Regions from separate parts of the Homo sapiens genome. Here region 2 is linked to region 1. The links are chromatin loops, found by intact Hi-C in ENCODE. Cell type or tissue: heart right ventricle. All regions are shown on one strand. Each heading gives the region's core, and the rest is flanking DNA. Links, peaks and the distances in the headings are about the cores only.

Region 1 (10,576 bases), core at 3,069-5,568:
GCGACTCCTTCCTGCTCTTCAGTTCTTCCTCCATCCTGGCTGACTTTTGCTTGGCTCCCGCTGCCCCCATTGGCCCCCTTAAACTCCAGAAGAGCATAGAAGTGATCAGGTGGGTCTTTTTGTTCACTATCCATTAACTTTTCAAGGAGGGAGATGCTGTGTTCAAGGAGTCAGAGGTGAAATTGTGAGTTTATCTGATTTTCTGTTCACTTGATAATTATATAGTTGACTTGGAAGTGTTTCAAACTGAAGATATTCCTTAATGAAATATGACCTCCCCACTGCCCCATCTTTAGGGAATGGCATTCACCAAATCCTTTCAAATTCAGAGAAATTAGAAAACCTTGGATCATTTTAGTATTAAATTTAGTCTTAAAATTGTGGGTGGTTGTCAAATCAGACCTCGTCTAAGGGGACCTCATTAGGCAGTTCTCTATAATGGTGACAGGGTGGCTTAAAATGTCTTAACTAAATGCAAATTATCTCAGAGCCAAAAGTTGAGCACTTGAAAGCCAATGAAATATCTATTTAAGGAGCACAGAAGGATGTCAGAGAAGGATCCAAAGTCCTGATTTTTTTGTTACATTATATTGGGGTAGATTTACTGCAAGCCAGAGGATTCTTTACGTAATTAACTCCCATTTGAAAAAATAGCAAACAATAAAACTATTTTTTTTCCCTTTACCTTTGGTATAAATAGAACTAAGCCATAGGTTGGTATGTTTAGTAAGTAATAGGTATTAAGTAAGTAATATGTATTACTTACATTTTACCATAGTTGAAGTGTGAACTTGAAATATTTTTAAAGCACAGTCTACAGTGGTAAGAACTTTTCTTTGCTGCAGTTTTAGATTACCTAGGAAGAAGACAGTGACATCCTGGAATGATTGTAAATTGGTGCTTGAAACCCTGGAAGTGAACTGTTTTCCAGTGGCAGGATGATGTGAGGTTCAATACTTCTCCCCTTTGAGTCTTAGATTTTAAATAGTCTAATTCCAAAATATTTCCTTAGGCTGGACACGGTGGCTCATGCCTGTAATTCTAGCACTTTGTGAGGCCATTGTGGGCGGATCACTTGATCCCAGGAGTTCGAGACCAGCCTGGGCAACATAGGGAGACCCTGTCTCTATAAAAAAAACCAACAAAAATTAGCCAGGCGTGGTGACATGTGCCTATGGTCCCAGCTATTCGGGAGGCTGAGGTGGGGCCATCACCTGAGCCTGGGAGTTTGAGGCTGCAGTAAGCAATGATCACGCCACTGCACTCCAATGTGGGTGACAGAGTGAGACCCTGTCTCAGAAACAAAACAAAACAAAAAAGCCCCCAAAACAAAATGCTTCCCTTTATTCTTGAGGCATAGTTGATGTTTTAATGGTGTTATAAACATAATTATTATCTTATATAGGCTGTGAAGTGATTGCTTATTGGTTTGGTACTAGAAACCATATACCTTTAATTATGTTTGATCATGTGAGACCCAGAAATGCCTCCTGTACACGCCTTTACCATTTCTTGGGAAGACAATAGGGGCCTGCCATCACTGTGAAGCAATAAAGTGTAAAGGATTGGAAAATAGGGATTGGGATTATTGAAACTGGAAAAAGTGAGGGAGTAATTTAAATTCTGTTTTAGTTATTAAAAGTCTGGTTTCCTGACTGTGCTAAGTATTGCAGAAAGACAAAGTGTGAGACAAAATATTTAGATCTTCAGGAGCTTACATTCAAGACAAGGTTAACCTGATGCTGTAGTTCTGGTTGTGTTCCTCCAAGAGGCAGGAGAGGAGAATTGGAGATATTCAGAACATGTTTGGGAGGAATGTAGTAATCAGGGCACCCTTCTGGTTTAAGTTGTCTTTTCTGCTTCGCTGCTATTCAGAAAGTGAAAAGCTTTGTTCTGGAACTTTGAGATATAGATGGGTCTTTTGCTTTTAATAATTTAAGGTAACTCCTTCAAAGATATTGCAGGTCTAGTTCACAAAACAAATTGTACAGTGAGCTGAGAGCAACTTTCTCTGTCCTGAGTTTTGATGAAGTTGTTTTTTTTAAATCATGATCAGGATACAGGTCCTCAATTAGTTTGTCTGGAATTTAGTAAGCGGAGTGCTGGAGATTGGAGATCAGAGTAGCATGAAGATTGAATAAGATGGGGATTGCACATTCTGGTTTACCCAGTTTGGAAGAGTAATGCATAGGTAATATACAGGTTGTGTTGATGGGTGAGGATACAGATGTCACAGTTTGTGAGAATTCAAGTGTAGTGATTTATTTCATTTAATCTACTGGCAGAGCTCTAATTTACTTATGGAGCTGTAGAAACAAAAAATTTCTAATAGGGCTGAGTGCGGTGGCTCACGTCTGTAATCTCAGCACTTTGGGAGGTCAAGGCGGGTGGATCACTTGAGGCCCGGAACTCGAGACCAGCCTGACCAACATCATGAGACCCTGTCTCTACTAAGAATGCAAAAATTAGCCTGGCGTGGTGGCACACAGCTGTAAAAATATCTCAGCTACTCAGGAGGCTGAGGTATGAGAATTGCTTGGACCTGGGAGGTGGAGGTTGCAGTGAGCCAAGATCGAGCCACCTCACTCTAGCCTGGGCGATAGAGTGAGACTCTGTCTCAAAAAATATATATATTTTTAGTAGTTTTTGCTATAGTTTTATGAAAGTAACAAGACTAGTAAAATTATAAAACAATTGGCCTTTATGGTCTAAAGCGTTCTTATTTATAGCCACCCAGAATGTATCATCTGCTAGTCTCCACTCTGCTGTCTGTCCTTTCCATCATCCCTCTTGGGCGCCCTACCTGGCTGGCCTGCCCAGTAAGTATGGCACCAGGTTTCCTGTTCTGGGCCTCTGGCTGCTTTGTACTTCTCCATTCCTGGAGGTCTCTGGACCTTCAGCTGCTCAAAATTCAATTGCACCAACTTTGACTGAAGTGCACTGCTGATGATCCTTCTCTTTGTGAGCCTTGCCTCTTCCCTATGAGCTACTTTCTGCCTAGACCTCCTCATGGTGCCGTGTCCAGAACGTGGGAGCCACCCGGCTAGGAAACTCAACACTGCTGCCCTCCTAGCAGTAGCAGCAAGCTACAGCTTGCCCCCTTTCAAGGTGTTTGACCCTGTTGGATTTCTCATTGCTCCCCTTCTTGCTTTGTATTTTTTTTGGCAGGAAGAGTCTCTTTTATTTCTGAGCTGATTTGCAGATCAGAAACGATGGACCTCTGTTGAACTCTGAAGCAGTCCTCCCTCTCCACTTGGGACTGCTAGTCCTCTTGCCTTTGGTATAAAGGGGTCCTCCATCTGTCCCCAGGCCCCATCCTCCGAGAGGCCTTCCAGAACCTGAGCATTGTGTTTTTCTTTTTCAATACTTTAGTACCTTAGAAACCAGAAAGTGATAAATGAGGAGAGTAGGTATGAAGTAGAAGAGGATTTTGATGGCCAGCTCGTAAAGTGTAGCGTTAAGTGAAACATTGTGATGTGAACAATTTGGTATTTTTGAAAGTCCTAATGCTACTTGTACCAGGTGAAATGTTTAAATCTCTCTCAAGCCCCTAGCATTTTGATATTCTTAAAAAAGAAAAAAAAAGCCACACAGAAGGCATTAGTCCAGCGTGGTATGTTATTGAAACTGGAACGATATTGCAGCATATCTCCACATCTCCCGTTGACGGCAAAGCTGAGCCAGTGAAACAGGTGTGAGCCTTTGAGACTGCTGGGATAACCCATGCTGTGGAGATGGAAAACTAAACTTTTGAGTGAGTTTTCTGGTTTATTGGGATTCATCCTTGGTATATCAGCAGTTGTGGTTTCAAGGTTCCATATTTTAGTTCTTGTTCCACTTGATGGAACACTTGACATCTATCCTCTTCTGTAACTCCGCAAGAGGGGCATTTGGTTAATGGTCATTTTGGAAAGAAAGCTATTTTGGGGACAGTAATTGCCTGGAGTCTTTATGTAAGAAGAGACCGAAGAGTCTTAGCAAGGAGAAGGTTTCTGTTTGCGGCATTTGGCCCATAGTATAGTACACATTCCTGTTGTGTTGTTTTGTTTGCATCATTGGGCTTAGATGTTATTAGATATTACTAGTCTAATCCAATTCCTTGTTCTTGGAGAATAGGTTTCTTGTTTATCTGAATGGCTTTTCTTTGCGTCACTATGCCAGAATAGTCATTCTTGGACAGAAATGATGGTTTTAAAATCTCTCTTACATTTTAAGACCTGCTCTAGGGGTTGTAAAATAGTACTGCTGTTATTGGGAGGAGTTGGGTAGGGGCCACAGCAGCAGGGAGAGAGAGGCTCCCATCGTACAAACTTGCAGACTTTTATTAAAACGTATTTATTGATTGCAAATTATGTCAACAGAGTGAGGCTTTGGTAACTCTTCAAGTTACTAGTGTTTCCTTCTTTGCATAGTTGTTTCCCATCACCCTTTAAACATCTGCTGCTTCTGGTCTTGTCCAGTCATGCTTGAGTGATCAGCCCCAGAAGTCTGACAGCTCTTCCTGTCTTGACTCAGGACAGTCCAGGACAGCTGAGCTCCCTGCACTGAAACAATGGGACTCCTGAAAACTGCTCTGCTGTTGACATGAGAAGCACATTTCCTCTTTCTTAACTTCCAGAAAGTTACTGTGGTGGCTTTGAAATTTGTTCTGAAACAATAAGCTCAAAGGATTCTGTTAATCTATTCTGATTAATTTAGGAGGCAGCAGCATTCATTATTTGACTTATGTTAGTGGTTAATTAACCAAAGTAGAACATGTTCACTTTTTATAAATTAAATGCTGATAGAGTAACAAAGACGAAATATTTTACAACACAGATCCTTGAATTTGACTCTGAAATATTCTGTTATTTTGCAGCAGTTTCCGGTTTTAGTGACACTTACATACTGTTTCTATTATTAGCAAGTTTTGAATTTAAGTAACTTGAAATGGATATGAAAGTTGTTTCTATAAATAATACAGACTGTACTCATGTGAGAGTTTTTTTTCTTTAATTTCATTGTTGGCCTTGATTGGGGAGAAGATTTATATTTTATGCCAGTCTTTTCTTGTTTAGAATTGGCAAGAATTGGATTGAGTTGTATTAAACTGTTTATGTGAATAGATAGTTACTTTTGAGATGTCTTTGAATGTAGAATATTCTTGCAGCCATTTCTTGATGGTCTGCCTTGACTGTCTTATGGACAGTTGGCATCAGTGACACTTTCATTTATTTACTTATTTATTTTTTTTTAGACAGAGTCTCGCTCTGTCGCCCAGGCTGGAATGCAGTCGTTCGATCTCAGGCTCACTGCAACCTCTGCCTGCTGGATTCAAGTGATTCTTGTGCCTCAGCCTCCAAAGTAGCCGGGATTACAGGCATGCACCACTATGCCTGGCTAATTTTTGCATTTTTAATAGAGATGGGGTTTTACCATGTTGGCCAGGCTGGTCTTGAACTCCTGACTTCCAGCAATCTGCCCACCTCGGCCTCCCAAAGTGCTGGGATTACAGGAGTGAGTCATCACTCCTGGTCAATCAGTGACACTTTTAAATCACTTGTGTCCTTGACTCTTTTTATGTTGTCTTTATGAGGGACAGGCCCTTTATTCTACCAAGGAGACCTCCATAGTTGCTCATTCTGAATTCTTTCAGGAAGATTTGGTTGAGGGTTGTTCATTAGGCTGGGGCCTCTGCCGGGGTGGGTTGAGATTAGATGGATAACAGGAAAATAATCATAGTGCTTCCCAGCCCCTGTAAGTGAGGGGTCTTCTTAGGATAACTTTTTGGCTTGGAGTAAATGTCCCCCCCAAAATCTTAAACTCAGTTTAAGGGTGAAAACTTAAATATAATTTGTTCCTGGACTTTGGGATTCTGTGAACATTTGTTTGCTTCTGTTAGTGATGGTTATGGAGGGTTTAACCGCCCACATTTTCACTACCTTTTTAGCCCAATAAATGGAAAAAGAAAAGGTAGGCAGGGAATTTTGTTCCACTTAAAACATCAGTTGGCCTGTTCGGATTCAGGTGACTCAAGGTTTGGTAATGAAGCTAGAGAAGTCTTGTGCAGATACACTCAAACTTCCTGACTGTGCAGTTCAGGGAATTGTAAGTAGAGCCTGAGCAAGGAACACCTTGATTGTTGGAGAGGAAAGGTGGAAGATGAGCACTCCCTAATCCTCCTCTACTCAGTTTCTTTAGGGTTAAATGGGCATTTATTTAAATGTAGGATTCTGCTTGCCTGAACTCCCAAGGTTCTGTTAATTGAATTGAATCCTTTCTATCCTGGGCTTCCTCCCGCACCATAGCAGATGTGAGGATATGGAGCATAATGCAGTAGTGCTCTGTACTCTGTGTTATGCAATTTGAAAAGTGCCGTTCTAGCCCGAAAATGTTAGTGCATTGACTCTCTTTCACATGAAAGGCCTTAAAGTTTACCCCTGGAAGTCAACCTAGGGTGGCACAGAGGCAGAGACCCATTACCACCATCAACCCTCTGGCCCTTTTAAAAGGTGGGGAGAGGCTACTGTGAACACTGAAGACAGCACTTTAGTTGGATGGACTTCATAATTAATGTCTCATTAAGTGAAGACTTCCGTTTCATTTGGCTTTCCAGACCATTCGGTAGAAATGCAGAGGAATGGAGGGAGAACAGTGCATCTCAGTTGGCAGGCAGGAAGAGCAGATGTGGAAGAAGCAACAAAGATTTTCTCCAAGCACTTGAGCCGTGCTTTAGGTATAGATGGACTGTCTTTGGGGCCATCCTAGTAATCAACATGGTTAATGGCAGCTTCTCTCTCTGTCCTTGAGTCTTTTAGCAAAAATAAGTTTTTATTTGACTCCTCAAGCAAGGGTACCCAGCCTTGGAGAGGAGATGAAATTAAGATAAATCTTTATTTTTTCTTATTTGTATTTGAAGGGGAAGTTTAAAACTAGTCATGTAAATAGCTGTTTGGCTTATCTGGACTTTCCAGTCATTTTTGTTTTCCTTCCTTTCACGGATAATCAATCTTTCACTATCTGTTCGTATTTGCTTCTTATTGTGGTCTCCTGCTCCGCCCTGCCCACTCCCACTTTTTTTTTTTTTTTTTTTACTTTGTTCTGAGCCCTTCTCAGGCAGAGGAGGTCAGGCAGGTACACGTGCCTTTGGGAAGAAGGTGGTGGAAAAATATGGAATAATGAGCCCTTCTGACTTTGGATTCAGCAATTTAACATTGGTGCAGTAGGTGGAGTTATTCTTGGAGTCCCAGTTTGAAGATTGCTGTGCAGAAACCCATCTGTGCTGCTGGTTGCCAACATTTCTGGTACAAATATTGTCATTTGCTCTTGAGGCAATCTGCTATTTCAGTCCTAGATGCAGTTTTGTAATATGCTGGGTAAAATAGCAGACAAAAAATATCTTAAGTGGTGGTATAATCTTCAGTTTAAAAACACTTTAGCAATGTTTCCAGTAGAGGATTGTTCAACGTGTCTCCTTTCCTTGGCTGTAAACATAATCTAAATTCATTTTTCCTCGTTTGCCTGAGCCACGGTTCCCTTGTGCTGACTTTGCATGTCAGTAACTTCCGTACCCATCAGAGAGGAAAGACAGAGGGGCAGTCTTGTGCAGGTAAAAGGTTTAAGTAGTAACATTTCCTTAAGATTGCACCCTGTAGAGGTTTAGCATTCCATGATCATTCTGTTGATAAGCAAATGAGAAATGAGTAACTTGCTCAAAAGTTACTTGGTTACAAAAATTGTCAAAACTGATACTACACACTATTTCCCATTTGGTACCTTTTATCCCTACACACTATTTCCCATTTGGTGCCTTTTATTCCAGACTGCAAGAGTCATATCTTCTGTGCAGGCTGCTGAACAGCTTCACAAGGGGGTGCCTCTGTTGCCTGTGAGGAGTAGGTGTTCTTGATGGGATTGGGGTCTCCCTGGAAACCCGGGGATGGGACTGTGCCACCATTTTATTGGGCTTTTGTTATTAAGCCCTTCTTAGAGAGAGAAAGCATATCCTGTAGGAAGTAGTATGTTTCCTTCTGTTTCTGTGGCTTTCTCAGTTTCTTCCCATCTTGATGCATAGTGAGAAATCCATTTTACAGTATGACTCAGTGCACATATGCACACAATGATAGAAGAGTTTTACAAAATAGTACTGTGCTTAGCCATTTATGTAAGACTGTTTTGTTATTATTTACAGAAATGCTAGCCACAATCCTCTCAATTGGTTTCACTATTTTATGGATTGTGATCCAGAGTTTTAGCCTGAGGGCTTTCCCACATTCTTTCAAGACCTTTGTGTCATGGCAGCAGCCTTGAAGTTAGGGGAAACAGGTAGATGAATCCATATATGGAGAATTGGCCATATATGGGAAATGAGGAGGGAGTTCACAGGTCAGTCACTTGAACACACAATGATTTGGGCTGAGCCAGTTTTTAAGTAGCCCCTCTCTGGATTGGTCTCAAACATGGAACTAGTTAAACTTACGTACTAAATCAAACAGACCCAAAAGACACCGTTTGTTTTTTAAGTCTTGCTGGCACAGACTAGCTAGGATAGGGTTTTTCATCCATCTGGACATCTTGTCGTTTAGCTTTTGTATACAACCCTTGAAAATGGGCAGCTGCTGGGTCCACTTTCCTGGATGAGGTTTCTTGCTTCTTTCTTTTGAGATTAACCTGAGTAGGGCTCACCTGAATCAATTATTTCCGCAGAAGCTTTCATCTCATGAAAGCGCATTCCACTTTTCATGTCTTCAGGGCAAATACGAATTGCACTTCCACCCTGAAGTCAGAACTGTAAAGGAATTTTAGGTGTTATCAATGTTTGATAAGAAGTGATTACCCTTTCTCTGCAGAGCTGGAACAGCTGAAGCTGGTGTGATCTGGCTGGGAGAAGGCTGTGCTCTGGAATAGTGTCCTTTCCACTGAGTCCCTGACTTGCCTGTTGGCATATGGAGCAGTAATCTTTTCAAAACTCCATTGTGAAGTTGGCTGTGTGTGTGTGTGTGTGTGTGTGTGTGTGCGCGCGCGCAGAGGAAATACTTACATACTAAAGGGGAAAGCGGGGGAGGAAAATTCCAGGAAATTGCAAGGTGAGGTTGACATTCCTTATTCTCTTAACTCTTGCTTCTGTTTTTCTTTCTGAAAAACAATGATGACTTAAAATTTGATCCCAGAACCAACTGGCTTTTTATCCGTAAGATTACAGTTGTGTTTTTTAGACATCCTTTCATAAATATCTAATGAATTGCCTTTTATTATTTGGTGTTAATGACCAAAAGTACCACTAACATAGTGTTTCTCATACTTGCCTGTCATATAAGATACTTGTTAAGAATATTCTGGGACTTCATCTTCCTCTTGTTAAATCAGAATCTACCTGGAATAACATAGTTACCTTATTTTCTTAGAATAGTAGAACTGAAAAGAATCTTACACATGAAAGTAGTTCAGGTGTTCCCAAACCTGGCTCCAGTACCATGACTGCTTTAATAGATTGCCAAGCTGCGCTTCATACCTAGTGAATCATAACATCCGAAGCTTCCTAGAAGAGTCGGACCATTAGACTGGAGGGATAACTACTCGCTTATTCGGTTGCCTTCAGGAAAGGGGAATTTATGTGCTTGGTTATTGGGCTGATTAATAGCAGGACAAGAAATCTTATTGTCTCTGTAGATTCATCCAAATAATATCCAAATATATATATAATGTTTGTTTGAGATGGGGTCTCACTTTGCCCCCCTGGCTGGAGTGCAGTGGCACAATCACAGCTCACTGCAGCCTCAACCTACCCGGGCTCAGGTGATCCTCCTACCTCAGCCTCCTGAATAGCTAGGACTATAGACACGTGCCACTGCATCTGGCTTTTTTTTTTTTTTTTTTTTTTTTTTTTTTTTGCATTTTTTGTGGAGATAGAATTTCTCCATGTTGCCCAGGCTGGTCTTGAACTCCTGGGCTCAAGCCATATGCCTACCTTGACCTCCCAAAGTGCTAGGATTACAGGTGTGAGCCACCATGCCCAGCCCCAAATAATATTTACATTTCAGGTACTGACTAGGTAGGTGAGTGGGGGCAGTTTTGAGATGGGTGAGCAAGGTCTCTCTGCCTTGGAGGTATATGTGGATTGTTATTCAGCCTTTCTCAAGGGATGAGTTTTAGAGAGTGGAATTAGACTCACTTGAGGAGCTTTTTATTAAAAAAAATTCTAATACCCATATAAGACTGCAAACTTAACTGATAAATGTTTGTTCTCACTGCTCCACCAACCTGCCATTCCCCATCTGTCTCCCCCTCTTCAGGGTTCCCTATCCCTGAGACAAAACAATATTGAGATTAGGCCATTAAAACCCCCACAATGGCTTCTACATGTTCAAATAAAAGGAAGAGTCACACCATCTGATCTCACTCACTGTAAATCAAAGGCTAGAAATGATTCAGCTTAGTGAGGAAGGCATGTATAAAGCCCAGATTGTCCAAAAGCTAGGCCTCTTATGCCAGTCAGCCAAGTTGTGAATGCAAAGGGAAAGTTCTTGAAGGAAATTAAAAATGCCATTCCAGTGAACACAAATTATAAGAAAGCAAAACAGCCTTATTGCTGATCTGG
Region 2 (10,576 bases), core at 4,081-6,580, 82 kb after region 1:
CTCCTGCGGATTCTTACAGGTAGATGGGATTCATGGGATGGAGCTTGAGCAAGGAAGATGAATGACTACTTGTGGTGTGACCAGTTCTATTTTACTGGGGGAAAGAGGGCTGGGTGCTCAGTTTATCTGCATCTCCATACTTCATTCACCCGTGAAACTGAACAACCTTTCACCCATGAAACTGAAGAAGGGAAAGGGTGCAGGGAACTTGCACACATTCAGCAACTGGTCTGGAATCTCTCCCAGGTTCTCTCCACCTCGGGGGCCTTCCGGACAGTCCCATTGTCAGCCCCTACTGCTTATGCTGGGATATGGCCTGGGCCCATCTGAAGGTCTACAGAATTGATCCTCCAAGCTGAAGAGGCTTCCGATAATTTCCATTGTTAATTTTTTATTTATAACAGCTTTTTAATTTTTTTGTCTTTTAAAAAATATTAATTTTATTTTATTTTAAGTTCCTGGATACATGTGCAGGCCGTGCAAGATTGTTACATAGGTAAATGTGTGCCATGGTGGTTTGCTGCACCTACCAACCCATCACCTAGGTATTCAGCCCAGCATCCATTAGCTATCCTTCCTGATGTTCTCCTTCCCCCTGCCCCCGGACAGGCCCCAGTGTGTAATGTTCCCCTCCCTGTGTCCATGTATTCTCATTGTTCAACTCCCACTTATAAGTGAGAACATGTGTGGTGTTTGGTTTTCTGTCCCTGTGTTACTTTGCTGAGGTTAATGGCTTCCAGCTTCATCCATGTCCCTGCAAAGGACATGATCTCGTTCCTTTTTATGGCTGTACAGTATTCCACGGTGTATTTGTACCATATTTTCTTTATCCAGTCTATCACTGATGGGCATTTGGGTTGAATCTATGTCTTTGCTATTGTGAATAGTGTTGCAATGAACATACATGTGCATGTATATTTATAATAGAATGATTTATATTCCTTTATGGACCAGTGGAACAGAATAGAGATCTCAGAAATAAGACTGCACATCTACAACCATCTGATCTTCAACAAACCTGACAATAACAAGCAATGGGGAAAGGATTCCCTATTTAATAAATGGTGCTGGGAAAACTGGCTAGCCATACACAGGAAATGGAAACTGGACCCCTTCCTTACACCTTATGCAAAAATTAACTTTATATGGATTAAAGACTTAAATGTAAAACCCCAAACTATAAAAACCCTAGAAGAAAATCTAGGCAGTACCATTCAGGATATAGGCATGGGCAAAGATTTCATGATGAAAACTTCAAAAGCAATTGCAACAAAAGCCAAAATTGACAAATGGTATCTAATTAAAGAGCTTCTGCATAGCAAAAAAAAAAAAAAAAAGTATCATCAGAGTAAACAGACAACCTACAGAATGGGAGAAAATTTTTGCAATCTATCCATCTGACAAAGGGCTAATATTCAGAATCTACAAGAAGCTTAAACAAATTTATAAGAAAAAAAAAACAACCCCATTAAACAGTGAGCAAAGGACATGAACAGACACTTCTCAAAATAAGACATTTATGCGGCCAACAAACATGAAAAAAATCTCAACATCACCGATCGTTAGAGAAATGCAAATCAAACCACAATGAGATATCATCTCACACCAGTCGGAATGGCAATTATTAAAAAGCCAAGAAACAACAGATGCTGGCGAGGCTGTGGAGAAATAGGAACGCTTTTACACTGTTGGTGGGAGTGTAAATTAGCTCAACCATTGTGGAAAACAGTTGGTGATTCCTCAGAAACCTAGAACCAGAAATATCATTTGACCCAGCAATCCCATTACTGGGTATAACAGCTTTTAAAAGATAATTCGCGTGCCATACAATTCACTCATTTAAAGTGTACAATTCAGTGGTTGTTAGTATATTCACAATTGTGTAGTCATTGCCACGATCAGTTTTAGAGCATTTTCGTCACTCCAGAAGGAAACCCTGTACCTATCAGCAGTCATTCCCCATTTCCCATAATCAGTATCCCCCATACCCCCACCTCTAGGAAACAACTGATTTACTTCCTCCTGCTGATGGACTTGCCTATCCTGATGGATTGTATGATTTCGTGGAATCATACAATTTGTGTGGTCTTTTGTGACTGGCTTCTTTCAAGATTTTCAAGTTTCAGTCATACTGCAGCATTTATTAGCATTTCATTCCTTTTTATTGTTGAATACTATTCCATTTTCTGGATATAGTACATTTATTCATCAGTTGGTGGAAATTTTAGTTGTTTACACTTTTTGATAATTATGAATAATGCTGCTAAGAGGATTTGTGTACAATATTTGTATGGACATGTTTTTAGTTCTCTTGGGTATGTAACTAGGGCTTGAATTGCTGGATCATATGGTAACTCTATGTTTAACTTTTTGAGGAACTGTCAAGACTGTTTTCCAAACAAATGGCTGCATCATTTTTTTATTCCCATTAGCAATGTAAATGAGTGTTCCAATTTCTCCACATTCTCACCAACACTTGTTATTTCTGTCTTTTTTATTATATTCATCCTGGTGGTATGAAGTGATATCACTGTGGCTTTGATTTGCCTTTCCCTAAGAGCTAATGATGTTGAGAATCTAGTCATGTGCTTATTAACCATTAATATATCTCCTTTGGAGAAATATCTAGTCAGATCCTTTGCCCGTTTATTAATTGGGTAATTTGTGTTTTTATTAAGGAGTTGTAAAAGTTATTTATATGTGCTGGATACAAGTCCCTTATCAGATATATGATTTGCTAATATTTTCTCCCATTCTGTAGGTTTTTTTTTTTTAACCTTCTTGATGCTGTCCTCTGAAGGGCAAAAGTTGTAATTTTGATCATGTCCAATTTATGTATTTTTTTGTGGTTGTTATTTGTGCTTTTGGCATAATAGCTAAGACACTATTGCTTAATCCAAGGCCACAAAGACTTATGCCTATGTTTCTTCTAAGAGTTTAATAGTTTAGCTTTCACATTTAGGTCTTTGACTCATTTTGAGGTAATTTTTGTATAAGTGTGAGGAAAGGGTCCAACTTCATTCTTTTGCATGTGGTTATCCAATTTTCCCAGCATTATTTGTTGAAAAGACTATTTTTTCCCTCATTGAAATGTCGTGATAGCCGATGTTTTCCTTTTCCAATGTAAATATGTTGTAGTAAAATATATATAACATAAAATTTACCATCTTAACCATTTATTGTTTGGGTTTTTTTGTTTGTTGGTTTGTTTGTTTTTGAGACAAGGTCTCACTCTGTTGCCTAGGCTGGAGTGCGGTGGCATGATCATGGCTCACTGCAGCCTTGACCTACTGGGCTCAGGTGATTCTCCCACCTCAGCCTCCCAAGTAGCTGGGACTACAGGTGTACACCACCAAGCCCAGGTAATTTTTAAATTTTTTGTAGAGAAAGGGTTTCACTTTGTTGCCCAGGCTGCTCTCGAACTCCTGGGCTCTAGCGATCCTCCCACCAAGATTACAGGCATGAGGCACCGTGACTGGCTCATTGTTAGTTTTTATGGCATGGAAAAGCAGTGAGAAACTATTAATAGGGAAATTGCAGAGAAATTTCTTGATGAATCCTGGACAGTAGAGATTTGTGACAGCTATGTTCTGCTGTGCATTTCACAAGCATTATCTCATTTAATCCTCACAACTCTATGAGGTATTATATGATTATTCCCATCTTATTGATGAAAAACCGAGACTTAGAGGGAGGTTAAGAAGCTTGCACAGAGGTCAACTGCTAATAACCAGTGGTGCTGGGCTTTGAATCCAGGCCCATCTGACTCTAGCACTGGTATTAACAATTATGGGCTCATGCTGAAATAACGACAGCTGCTAACTATGTGTCAGCCACTCTTCTAAGCATATTACTAACTCATTTCATTCCTACAGTAATCATACTCACATACAGATGGATAAATGGAGATGCAGAGTTTCAATAGCACCCCAACCAATCAGTGGTAAAGACAGAATTTGAACCCAGAGTCTTTGATTTTAATGTTTTTAGCCACCACACTATATTCTTCAAAGCTTTGTTGCTGTGGTTTTTAGGTTTCATCTGCAGCTTCTTTTGTCAGATTTTTTTTTTTTTTAAGTCTACTCACTTGTGATTTCTACAAACAAGTTGCTTTAATTTTGCCTGGTCTCTTTGATTCCAAGGTTGCTCGCTGTAATAGCCTTAAAGAAATTTCTAGGAGATATTTTTGTCTTAATGAGATGAGCTGTTCTCATAATGCTGAGCTTCTGCTTTTCTAAGCCAGGAGAGTTACTTGTAATAACTGGGGCATCAACAGCTTATGGGAACCCAACCAATCCCACTGTGGATTTTATTTAAGGCAAGATGGGCGACTTTCACCCTTTAGGCCTGTGGATCACTGTTCATGGCTCTTAAATGAATGCTGCCGTTCAAAAAGATGACTGGCACGATGCTCCCAGTTTTTACTATTTCTTTTGAAACATGAAATGTCAGAGCTTATTAATTCTACTTGTTCTTTCTGCAGATGAAAAAAACTCTGACCGCCCCAAAGGTTATGAGACTTGCCCAGGACTTCTGATCCTAGTCCAGGGAATTTCCTGGCCTCTAGGCTGCCTCTTGGCGATGTCGGTATATTTGTTTTTTTGTGTTTTGGGGGGTGAACAGTCCCAGGGTATCTGCTGCTCATGTCTTCATAGTGGAATGCAGGATGATATAATGCTTTTCAGCTGTTTCATTGTGAATTTACTCCAGATAGTTTTTGTTTAATCACAACAATATTTCCTGGGTTGCCAGGCAACATGGTGATGAAGTTTCAGTCTTTATTGCCAGCCAATGAAATGGAAAGGGTTCTATCTTTTGTTTCCAGATGAAGTTCTCTCTCTCTCTTTCTAGATTTGTGTTCGCTTTGTGTTGAGATGAAAAAATCAAAAAGGCATAAGGAGAAAAAGCTAATTAAAGAGGGAATGGGCTGGGCGCAGTGGCTCACGCCTGGAATCTCAGCACTTTGGGAGGCCGAGGCAGGTGGATCACAAGTTCAAGAGATTGAGACCATCCTGGCCAACACGATGAAACCCTGTCTCTACTAAAAATACCAAAAATTAGCTGGGCGTGGTGGTGCATGCTTGTAATCCCAGCTACTCGGGAGGCTGAGGCAGGAGAATCGCTTGAACCCGGGAGGTGGAAGTTGCAGTGAGCCGAGATTGCACAATTGCACTCCAGCCTGGTGACAGAATGAGACTCTGTCTCAAAAAAAAAAAAAAAAAAAAAAGGGAATGAACATCCTTCCTTCTGGTTCTTTTACTTGAATAAGTGGAAGGTGTGGACATTTGTGTGTGACAGTAGGTTGGGGGAATGTTGGCACCTTGGAGAGTTACCTTAAAACTCAACATAGACCTGGCTAATTGGGAAAGGAAACACGTTTAATTAAGACAAAATTAGAAAGTCACAACTCCAGGGTAATTCACATAGATAAAATATGCATCCATCTGAGGAAGAACTACTGGGTGCATGTAAGCTACAAATTCATAATGAAATGTGTGTGCGTGCTCCTCCCTCGCTGCTTTCAGGTCTGGTTCTAACCCAACGAACACTTTTGTTAAGTTGAGGAATCCTCAATGGAAATGGGAGGATGGCAATCCCGGAAGACACTAAAGAAAATTAATGAATGATTTGTGGTTAGAGGAAAGACGAAAAGAACCCGTGTTGTGTTGATGAGTTGGCGGAGGCAGAATCCTGCTTGCCACCCACCAGGACCTTCTGGTGCATTCTCATTCCACTGTTGCCATCTGTGGGTGCTGCATGTTGCTTCCCCTCCCGTTACCTGGTGCCTCTGATGCCTCCCTTCTGATGTCTCTCTGATGGTGTCGCTCATTTTTACCAGGAAGCTCATTTGCTTGTGCTGGTGTTGTGGCCCGTGAGGTAAGCATTTCCCTACAGGAGACCAAGGTCCAGGACCCTGCATCATACAAGCCCACTAAGTCACCAGCTTCAGGAAGGTCTTTTGTCATCATCTAGACACATCCCTGTTCTGCCTCTTGCACCCCGCCTCCAGCTCTCTTCTTCTTTTCTTTGGGTCCCAGCCTCTCTTTTTGGATACCTTCTTTTATAAAATAAAACCCAGATATTTGGCCCTGTTCAGAACTGCAGTTCCTGTCCCCCTCACTCCCTATATCCTGTAGCATGCATCCACAATGAGTTTCCTTCATAAACAACATGCTTCCGGAATTTCTCTGATCTGATTTCCTCTGCATCACCTTTGCCAGAATCACACTTGCCAAGGTTTCCAGTGACTCCTAATCATCAACAATCCTAACCGTCAACAAAACAGACCATTCTCCATGTTTTGTCATTCATTCATTCATTCATTCATTTGATAAAGCTGATTGCACATGTACCATGCTGGACACATGAGATGAAGGATGCAGGTCCTGCTGTCAACACACGTGCATTCCAGTAGAGGAGAAACCAACACACAGACACCAATGTCTGGCTCCTGACCTGATCTGAGGGCAGGAAATGCTTCCTAGGACTCTCGGTGGCTTGGTTGGTTGGCTCATCAGTTGACTGCTTAATACCTTCCTTTACCTGATCTACATGTTTTGCCCTTTAATCCAAGCTATTCTTACATCCTCCTTTGGAGATAGATATGTTCTGTAATCCTGTCTTTATAAAGCCCCTTAGTATACACCACATATTTAAAAATACCTACTGTGCACAGATCAAGGCTTCAATAACATAAAAATGCAAGAGGTTGAGACCACAGCAAATGAGCATTTAAAGGAAGGCAAGAAGGAACTGTTTAATGAAAGAAAAAAAATGGCAAAACAACTTGAAACGACTTAGAGTGAGAACCTAACCTTTATTCATAAACACCTACAGATGCTTATGACTGTCAGTAGTCAACATTCAGGGATGCTTGGATTTTGCCCTTTCATCCAAGCTATTCTTACACCCTCCTTTGTAGAGAGATATATTCTGTGATCCCAGAAAGCCCCTTAATACATACCACATATTTAAAAATGCCTAAATGTACAGATCAAGGCTGCAATAACATATAATGAAAGAAAAGGATGGCAAAACAGAACTTAAAACAAGTTAGAGTGAGAACCTAGTGTTTAGTCATAAACACGTACAGATGTTTATGAACGTTAGCAGTCAACATTCAGGGATGCTTGTTCAGCCAGTAGGTGCCGGGTAATGGAGCTGATTGCTCATCAGCTACATCTGTTCTGATTGACAGAGTGGATTTCCAATAAAGATAATCAAAGCCTCGGCTCAGGCTCCTTCACCTTCACAGCCATGTGAGGGTCCAGTAAACTGTTCACATGCTTATAGGTTTTTGTAAAATTTATACAAGTAAGATAAATGATCTATAATTGGTTAAGACCACAGTCTCTTTCTAGTGCGATTTCCTCTCCAATATACTCCCTTCTTGAATTGGTGACTGCAGGCATTTTTGGGATCAGAATAAGGGAAGCGGAGTCAAGCAGACATTTAGTTTGGATTAGAGGTATATATTTATGAGGTTCACAGTTGCTTCTGTGTATAGTTAACTATTTGTAGCCACTCGTGTGAGTAGTTTACAGAAATGCTTCTAATGCCGATTGTGCTGACTCAACCAGTTCCATGACTGAGCTGAGGTGAACAGGCATTTAAGGACCTGGCACCAGAAGTGTGTGGGTAATAGAAGATGATCAAGGTTTGACATGGAAGGGGCCAGAAGCTATTCTGTGACAAATTCTTCCCATCATCAGATATGTAAAATTTTAAGCTGAAGATTCAACTGTCATCAATGCCTTGTCAAAATATAAGCTGTCTCTTGTCCAGTATATACTTGATAATGCAGCCTACGAAACTGTAAATGCACCGCAGAAAGAATTATTTTCATATCTTTCCATAGGAAATCCATAGAAATATTCAGATATTAACAAGTAATCTGTAACAAAAAATTCAATCATAAAAGCAGTAACAGATAAAGAAGATAAAATCTTTGAAAAGAAGTAATGGATACACTCTTGAATTCTTGGCAATCAAATTAATGAAGAGGTATGAATCTAGTCACCCCAGAACCCCAGCGAAATGGGCCCCAGTCCTGAGTCTGTGCTCTAGGGGACCCAGTTATAGCTTTCCTCCTTGTTCCATTCCAAGGGTGCGGAGTCCCTGGGGAGTGAGGAGACACTTGCCTGTCAGTGGTGTTAGCCTTTGGCAGTTTTGACAAGAAGTCTACACCTGTTTCTCCACACTGGAGCCTCGTATCTGGAAAGCACATTCGGGAAAGAAATTTGTAAATCACACTGGAGAGAGAGTAGCAAACCAGAACATATAGCCAGTGTATTGGAGAAGGCCAGATGGTAGAAAACCAAGTGCAATTTTGTGACATGTAAAAAGTAGCCACCCACTTAGGCTACCCCACAGGAACAAGGGAGAGCCAAGTGCCTCAGAATAATAGGTTGAAGAGGAAGTTGGCTGGAGAGAGAGGCCCTTGGAAAGAAGAATGCTGTTGAGATGGGTGGATCTTGGCTGGCAAGGCCCTGAGGGTGACAGGCCATGGCTCTGCCTTCCAGAGCCAGCAGGAATGTGTGGTGACCCTTGTATCCTGCCCGCCTGCCTGGCTGAGGCTGCAGCCAGACTACGAACTAAAATGAAAATATCCTTCTAAGGGTATTTCAGGTTCAAAATCCAGTTGGCTAGTGGGAGGAAAAGGATATTATCTGATGACAGATAGTGGTAGCCAGTGTCTGATGGTTACTCATAGAATCAACATAGGCTGGGAATTCCAGGGAGGTGCATTCCAGAAAGCCTGCATCCTAGTACTTGACTCTGGTTTAGGGAAACAATGGGGTGTCATGGAGGGAGTGTGTGTGTGTGTGTGTGTGTATCTGTGTGTTCCTGTGTGTGCTGAACATTCATCTCTAGTCATGATGTGACTGGAGTTAGAAGGTCATTCCTCCATTCTTCAAAAGCTTGGGGATTCCTGAGAACACTAAGCTCAGGAGGATGATGTTTGCTTTTCCTCAACTCATGTTGCAAATATCTATGGTGAGCTTGCTCTATACCAGCCATTTGTGCTAAGAACTGGAATGTAAAGATAGAGGAGATAGGCTCCCTCCCTTTAGGATTCTGAAAATTTAACAGGGGGCTTACAGAATTATGTTCTGATAAAGAATGATCTAGCAGAAACTAGCAGCTACTCGTTAATTCTCTGGACGTCGGCATTGGCTGAGTTATGTTGGATGACTTTTGGACTGGGAGCAAAGATGGATGTTTGCAGTAAGTTAATTTTGGGCTATAAGACCTTCTGTCTCATAACAGATCTATTTCCATTTCGCTCTACTTTTCAGCACATCAGTTTCGGCTACTCACAGCCTCGTAGGTCCCTGGATGAGTATAAGTACAAAGAGCATTCAGTAAGGTCACTACTCTCTGTTGCTCCTCTTGTAACTGTCTTCTAAGTATAAAGCTGACCAGTGGCTCCTTCCAAATTGGTCCATTGCTGTATGGGTGGTAAGGATGGCTCATCTACAGTAATGGCCCTTAATCTGGGGACTGAAGCACTAGCTGTTGGGAGCCAGAGTCCATTGTGTGCATTGGTTGACCCTGAGAGCTAACCTGCTGGTTCTGCTGTAGAAACCTATGCTCTTCACTCAAGGAAGCCATTTGGGCCAAAACAGTAGAATGTTTTCAGGGCTGTAATGTGAGTAAGTTATGAAACAAATGGCAGTGAAGTCAGTGCTTTGTCTTCTTCCAAAGAAGAAGAAACATGAAAGCTATTCTATGCTTTAAAGTTTAATGGTTTGCAGCAATAGCACAGAACATTCCTACATTACGAGGTATGAGCCATTCTGTATGATAATAAACAAGAGTAGCTGACATGACTCCATGTTTGGTGAAAAAGGGAGGATATCCCAGAACAAAGAACCAGAGAAGTGGATAAAATTCCATAGAAAGTTGCCATTGAGGGTGATGGTGACGTGGGATGTCATAGAGGGGAGGGTGTGTGTGTGTGTGTGTGTGTGTGTGTGTGTGTGTAGTTGAGCATTCATCTCTAGTCCTGATATTTAGCTATAGTGTTGCCCCTAGGAACTTGGAAATTAAAGGAGCAGAAGTAAGACTATGATGGTTGTAAGCTTCTCATCCAATGGGACTGTGGCCAGCCCCTAAGAAACAACTAACTTAAGCATAGGAGCAACCAGCGAACAAATGTCCAGGCAAATGGATGCTTCCTTGTGCCTCCTTGCTTTCTAAACTAGTTAGTTTGCATTATTTGTATAGTTAAAAGATAATGCTTATGTTATGCAATTTGCTTGTAGTTTAGAAAAGTGATTATACTGATAGTTTTTCCTGGATATCTTTAAATCCATTGTTATACTTGACAAATACCTCTCAAATCTCTCAAACATTCTTCCTAAAAAGAACTGTGAACATCTCTCAGTGCCTTGGGCAGGTCTTTGAATGTAGCAGGCGATTGGAAGTTTGCGGTTGTTGATGGCTGATGATGATGATGATGATAATGTTTTATATGCTCACTATGCACGAGGTTCTTTATCCTGCACTTGGCTTTCATGAAGTCATTTCATTGCCAACACTCTGAGTCAGGTGTTGGCAATAAGAGGATAAG

Evidence for each region. Peaks named below come from ENCODE experiments on the same cell type or tissue, not always from the same donor. Only the 100,000 strongest peaks of a DNase experiment are listed, where the experiment ranks them.
Region 2: a loop joins it to region 1, with 2.9 times the contacts of the local background. A loop is called at or near these places in 4 of 110 quality-filtered maps.

The regions. Positions count from the first base shown.
Region 1 is chr13:40,583,763-40,594,338 of GRCh38, reverse strand. All of the region lies in intron 1 of FOXO1 (forkhead box O1), which reads left to right. Among named protein-coding and RNA genes, the nearest start is that of FOXO1, 78 kb to the left of the region's middle. RefSeq lists enhancers at 4,321-4,560, 4,571-4,630. In heart right ventricle, for the core only: no CTCF peak of the experiment used is centred there; a DNase peak (open chromatin) is centred at 4,508; H3K27ac peaks cover 2,500 bases.
Region 2 is chr13:40,502,406-40,512,981 of GRCh38, reverse strand. No RefSeq gene overlaps it. Among named protein-coding and RNA genes, the nearest start is that of LINC00598, 27 kb to the right of the region's middle. In heart right ventricle, for the core only: no CTCF peak of the experiment used is centred there; no DNase peak of the experiment used is centred there; H3K4me3 peaks cover 403 bases; H3K27ac peaks cover 1,419 bases.